Regions from separate parts of the Homo sapiens genome. Here region 2 is linked to region 1. Evidence: read pairs that join two places in POLR2A ChIA-PET (ENCODE). Cell type or tissue: OCI-LY7. All regions are shown on one strand. Each heading gives the region's core, and the rest is flanking DNA. Links, peaks and the distances in the headings are about the cores only. Region 1 overlaps SRRM1 (serine and arginine repetitive matrix 1). Region 2 has its middle 8.7 kb from the start of MIR4425.

Region 1 (2,916 bases), core at 329-2,828:
ACTGTGGCCAACTCAGTGAACCAATCAGTACATTTCAGATGGCACAGCCAGTTATTTCCGTGTTTAATTGGGCCAGTAGGAATGACAAAATGAAAAGAATAATTAGTGATCACTCGATGATCTAAGGTAGTATTTGTAAGCTTTCATTTTTCCAGGTTCTTTGCTGAAATTGAGTTTATTTAGGTAACCCTGTCTTCTTCACTCATTCCAAGTTCCTAAAAGTTGTAGAAGACTAACAGCACAGTCCTGGGATGTTCTTTTTTCCTTTCACCCTGTTTGTATGCATTGCCACAGTAGTTTTGCAAGCATGCAACTGGCTTTCAAAAAAGAATGAAATTTCAAATACTTCAATGTGTTCTCATTTAAACAGAAAAGCCCTACGTATCTATTAGCATAGGAAAAGGTGTGAAAGGATACAAATCAAATCTAACATTGGATATGAGGAGGTGTTGGCTTTATGCTGTATACTGTTGTTTTAGGTTTGACTTATGATGAACATATACTTGATAATTTAAAAATCCAGTCAAGTTTTCCAAGTATCAGCTACATTGGGGAAGGAGTATGCATTTCTCATCTATGAAAACTAGTTTGGTATTGTGTTTACTTGGTTACCCTATTTTGGCTATAAAGGTCGTAGGTGATAAAAAGTAAGGATTTAACTTTGAACCCTTAGTTAAGATGTGGTTCTCTTCCTGCAGGGAACAAGTGCAGAACAGGATAATCGGTTCAGCAACAAACAGAAGAAACTACTGAAGCAGCTGAAATTTGCAGAATGCCTAGAAAAAAAGGTATTCTTCTGGATGAGACTGTTGTGCATCTTTATAGCACACTTACTTGACTCAAGTTCTGGGGTTGTTTTGGAGATGCATTGTAACTTGAATGCTAAGAAAAACATAATTGAACATTAACCACCTTTTAGCCACCACACGTGGCACAGCCATATAAGAATTAGCAGATTGTGGCTGGGCGAGGTGGCTCACGCCTGTAATCCCAGCACTTTGGGAGGCCGAGGCGGGCAAATCACAATGTCAGGAGATTGAGACCATCCTGGCTAACACGGTGAAACCCTGTCTCTACTAAAAATACAAAAAATTAGCCGGGCGTGGTGGCGGGTGCCTGTAATCCCAGCTAATTGGGAGGCTGAGGCAGGAGAATGGCACGAACCTGGGAGGCGGAGCTTGCAGTGAGCTGAGCACCACTGCACTCCAGCCTGGGCAAGAGTGCAAGACTCTGTCTCAAAAAAAAAAAAAAAAAATTAGCAGATTCTACTATGCCAAACAAAAAAACTAAGCTAAAAGGAACTTTGGTAGACAGAACTCTAACTTGAGCATTTTTTTTTAGGATTGTGAAGTTGTACTTAATTGTTTCTATGTTTCATCAGGTGGACATGAGCAAAGTAAATTTGGAGGTTATAAAGCCTTGGATAACAAAAAGAGTAACGGAAATCCTTGGGTTTGAAGATGATGTTGTGATTGAGTTTATATTCAACCAGCTGGAAGTGAAGGTACTAATATACAAATGGCTCTTGTTTCTGAATATGTGATATAATTTGTGAATCTTTGGAAACTGAATTTTTTCTATGGAGTGCAAATATAGAAGGGTTATTTTACAATGTTTGTTGTGAAAAGAATTCACTTTGTAAACAACTATTAAGGCTGGAAGTTTAGTGAAGGTGCATAGTTTTGAAAGCTACACAGGTGAAAAATCAAACTTATTGTTTGTAATTTTGCTGTTACATGTTAAGTTACTTTGACAGCAATTTTCTAATGATAATGTGATTTATGATTTAAAAGGCCTGAACCAAAATGGAAGTTATTCCTTGCGTCTGAAGTATAGCACCATCACCTTATTAGGTCACAGCAGAGTGAGTGTCCCAATGTCGCTCTGACCCAACTCCCTTGATGATGCAGTGTGTGTTTGGAGGTGAGTTGTGTAAAGTGGCCAAACATCAACAACAACAACAAAAAACACAAACAGGAAAGAGCAATTGGGTAAAGCTGTACACTGCTCTTTTAAAATACTATTATGAGATGGACATTTATGTGAAGCATGAGGGGCAATTCTGATTTGATTGGATATTGTTTTTAAAGGAACTAAGGTCTTTGTAGCTGCATGTCAGCTAGTCATCAGTTACATTTTAGAGACAGGATTTTTGTTTATACTTAAACTTCAGACAAATTGGCAGCATATAATTGTTCCTTTATACATGAGATAATATGATGATATAACTGATGTTTAAGAACATTCTTATTGTAAGACAGTTTCTGTTTTGCCACAGCAACCCAAAGGACAGTTAAGATATGTACCATATGACCTTTTTGCATATATACCAATGTGAATTTACTTTTACATTAATCATTTCCCCCAAAGAGTTCACCCTATGTTTTGACAGAACAGTTGGCATTTCAACTGATAAGGTATTTCTAGTTTTAAAATAATTTGGTGTTTGTATTTTGTTTTGAATATTTTTAAAGACTAATTTTAAGAATGCACTTTCTATAAAGTATATGCATCTTAGAAAACCAGGAACAGGGGAGAAAGTTTTTTAAATGATGATTGAAGATAGATTTTATTGGAGAAATGCTTTACTGATGTGTATTTTAGTGCATTTTAAAAACCTAAGTATCTGGTAGTATTCCCCTTGTAGTGAGCATGAGATTAAAGTTTAGAACTTTTTAAGACAATTCTTTTTTTGTGGTTGTGTACTCATTATTGCTTGTTCGTCTTTTGCAATTTAGATAAATGATATAACATTAAACTCAAGGTGGTTGAGTTGCAGTAGGGAGTCGGAAGCAAGCCAAGGGAACATCTTTCTCTACAGGGGACTTGGCGATTCCAAACCCCCAAGGTTCCAAGAAGAAACTGAAGACACCTGGAATCTGTACTTGCTTTGTGCTATTGAGCTGTGCTTGTTAT
Region 2 (2,916 bases), core at 112-2,611, 390 kb after region 1:
ACACCTTGCTGCTTCCAGCCCTCACTGTTCCAGAGCAGAAAGTGTGGGGTTTAGATGCTCCCGGGGACCTGAGATCCATGTCAGTCCTCCCAGTGTGTGGTTCTAACACCTTCCTCAGTGTGGGCCTCTCCCTGTCCTCCCACCCCACCCAGCCCCACCCTGGCCAGTCTCAGGACCTGTGGAAACCAGGAGGACCAACCAAGTTCTCCTTCTCACTCTCTGTCTGAGTCAACCCCACCACACCATGGAGGTGACTCAGAGGAGACAAAGCCCCAAACCACACCCCATTCACGGTTTGGAGGGGAGCCTCACTCCAGGGCTGGGTTTCCCAGGGTCTGTTCTGCCCTGCCAGACACTCTCAGGCTCCCTAGGAAGAGGAGGATGGAGACTGGAGAGATGGAGGGATGGAAGGATGGAGGCTGGAGAGATGGAGACTGGAGGGATGGAGGATGAAGGGATGGAGGCTGGAGGGATGGAGGGATGGAGGCTGGAGGAATGGAGGCTGGAGAGATGGAAGGATGGAGGCTGGAGGGATGGAGACTAGAGGGATGGAGGCTGAAAAGATGGAGGGATGGGAGGGATGGACGCTGTAAGGATAGGGGCTGGAGGGTGGAGGCTGGAGGGATAGAAGGATGGCGGGATGGGAGGAATGGAGGCTGGAGGGATGAAAGGATGGAGGCTGGAAGGATAGAGGCTGGAGAGATGGAAAGATGGAGGCTGGAGCAATACAAGGATGGAGGCTGGAGGGATGGAGGCTGGAGGGATAAAGGAGGAAAACAAAGAGCGGGAGGGGTCTGGGCACTAGGCTAGGGCCTCAGCTGCTGGGCCTGTACCATGGCAGGGAATCCATGAATCCTGGAGGCATTTTTGGCTGGTTCCAAAGTCAGACAAAGTGTGAACCTCTCTCTGCTACAACCTTGGCCAGAAAGTCTGGTGCAGAGACGATGAGACACTGGGGACCCCCACTTGTTCACATTTGTTCCGTTGCTCACTTGTTCAAAAAACACGCGTGAAGCCCCTGCTTGGAGCCAGGCACTGGGCTGGGTTCAGGGTTTCCAGATGAATCAGGCCTGCTCCCCGGGGGACTCCCAGTCGTTCAGAAGAGAGACAGACATTGAAACAAATAATTAAAGACACGAATGAAAGCCTCTGAGATAAAAATACACAAGATCGGTGAACACAGAGAGAGTCACTGAGACAAGCTTAGGGTTGACCCTAAGCTTGAACCAGAGGGAAAACTCAGACCTCCACCGAGTAGGATGGGCAGTGGGAGGCTGGGGTGCAATGATCCTGAAGGATGCTGAGGGACCCACCACTGCTCCCGTGACCTCCACCTGACGTTCCTCAGGGAAGTGACACCCCCTCCAAAATATGCAACGAGAGAGGCCCTGGGGAGACGCAGGCTTGGGTTTCAGATGTGGGCGATTCTCACACGGGCTGCAGATTCTAGGCCTTGGTCTGCAGCCCGCTCACTCCACGCCGCTGAGACTCAGTTTTCTCATCTGCCAAGTGAGAGTTCTGGATTTGGAGATGATTATTACAGCTAATATTTGCTGAACATTTACTGTGTGCCAGGCATCGCGCCAGACACTTTGCATCGGTACCTCGTTCAGCCTTCACATCCGCCCAGTGAGGTAAGTGCTATTAATAGCAGAAGCCTCTTATCCAATGAGAGCAAAACCAGTGGTTGGTTAATAGAAAAAAAAATTAATGCAGGAAATCATATGATACATAAAGTAGGCATTTTATTGAACGTAACACGTGCGCGTGTACTTTTATGAGATGATCTTCTGATGCAGGGCCAAGGCTGTCTTTGAGACTGAGGCCCCCAGCTGGTGTCCTACCTTGTTTTTCTTGCATAAAACCAACCTGTGCAGCAGCGTTTATGGCTCTCATTAGGAGTCCTTTAAAGCGGAGTGGGACCTTAGAGATGCTTGTGAAGCCATCTGAGCACAGACTCCCTAGACTCCCTCTGGATTTTTAATAATCACCCCCTCCCTCCAGTTTTAGTCTACACCTAATTCAATGAAAGTTTGTGACGGATTTTAACTATTGTCTTCCCCAGTCTTTTATGGCTGTCTTGCCCACACCTCATTTGGCAGCACTTTTTTTTTTTCTTCCGTTGACAACTCGCCTATAACTGGGCCTTTGCAAAGTCCTTTCTTGGTTTTCTGTGACACGACTCTCTTTCCCATTCACATTCTGGTCTCCCTGGTTCGGCCACTACAGCCAGCAGCTGCAGGTCTGGGAAGAAGCCTCACTGAGTCAGAGGAGCCGCCTAGGTGGGAATAGCAGCGGCCGGCCTGCCTGGAACATTCAGGAAGCTGTGGCATCTACTAGCCTCTCTTTCAAAGGACAGGGAGAGTGTTTGTTAATCCAGAGTGGGTTGAAGGGAGGTCTTGTAAGGCACTTTCTATGGTTTGATTCCCATTCTACAGGTGAGGAAACTGAGGTACATGAAGTCACTTCCCCAAGGCCACCCTAGGCTCGTCTAGCTGGGATCTGAACCCAGGCCTGCCTGGCTCCACGTTCTTCATCCTCACACCCTGCTACCTCCTTGTTGCACCAGAGGGGGTCCCTGTGCAACCCAGGTCTGGCTTTCCTGCTGGAAGGACTTAAAGGATCTCTCTTGCATGTGGAATTTGAGGTGCATTTAAACATTGTCCACACTAAGCCTGGTACGGAAGATGGCCACCGATCTTGGGGCAAGGTCTTCTCCCTTGGTCCTGTGTCTCCACGCCCAGGCCTGGTATGCAGCAGGTGCTCATGAGTGTCAGGAGCTGGACAGGAACAGTCAGGATGCCTTTTGTGTTTCTGCCAGTGTCGCGAGCACCTGCTCTGGGGCATGCACCAGGCTGGGTTCCAGGATCTAACAGGAAGGAGAAGCTGGTCCCATCACTGGCCTCAGAGGTCAGT

The links. Peaks named below come from ENCODE experiments on the same cell type or tissue, not always from the same donor. Only the 100,000 strongest peaks of a DNase experiment are listed, where the experiment ranks them.
Region 2: POLR2A ChIA-PET joins it to region 1 with 10 read pairs; 1 of 35 experiments calls an interaction of 5 or more read pairs at or near these places.

Annotation. Positions count from the first base shown.
Region 1 is chr1:24,645,286-24,648,201 of GRCh38, forward strand. SRRM1 (serine and arginine repetitive matrix 1) reads left to right here. Exons shown (of 17, transcript NM_005839.4): 2 at 699-788; 3 at 1,382-1,504. Among named protein-coding and RNA genes, the nearest start is that of SRRM1, 3.4 kb to the left of the region's middle. In OCI-LY7, for the core only: no CTCF peak of the experiment used is centred there; no DNase peak of the experiment used is centred there; H3K4me3 peaks cover 316 bases.
Region 2 is chr1:25,030,737-25,033,652 of GRCh38, forward strand. No RefSeq gene overlaps it. Among named protein-coding and RNA genes, the nearest start is that of MIR4425, 8.7 kb to the left of the region's middle. RefSeq lists a silencer at 380-429 and enhancers at 1,186-1,395, 1,936-1,985. In OCI-LY7, for the core only: a CTCF peak has its summit at 1,823; DNase peaks (open chromatin) are centred at 1,145 and 1,675; H3K4me3 peaks cover 1,558 bases; H3K27ac peaks cover 1,868 bases.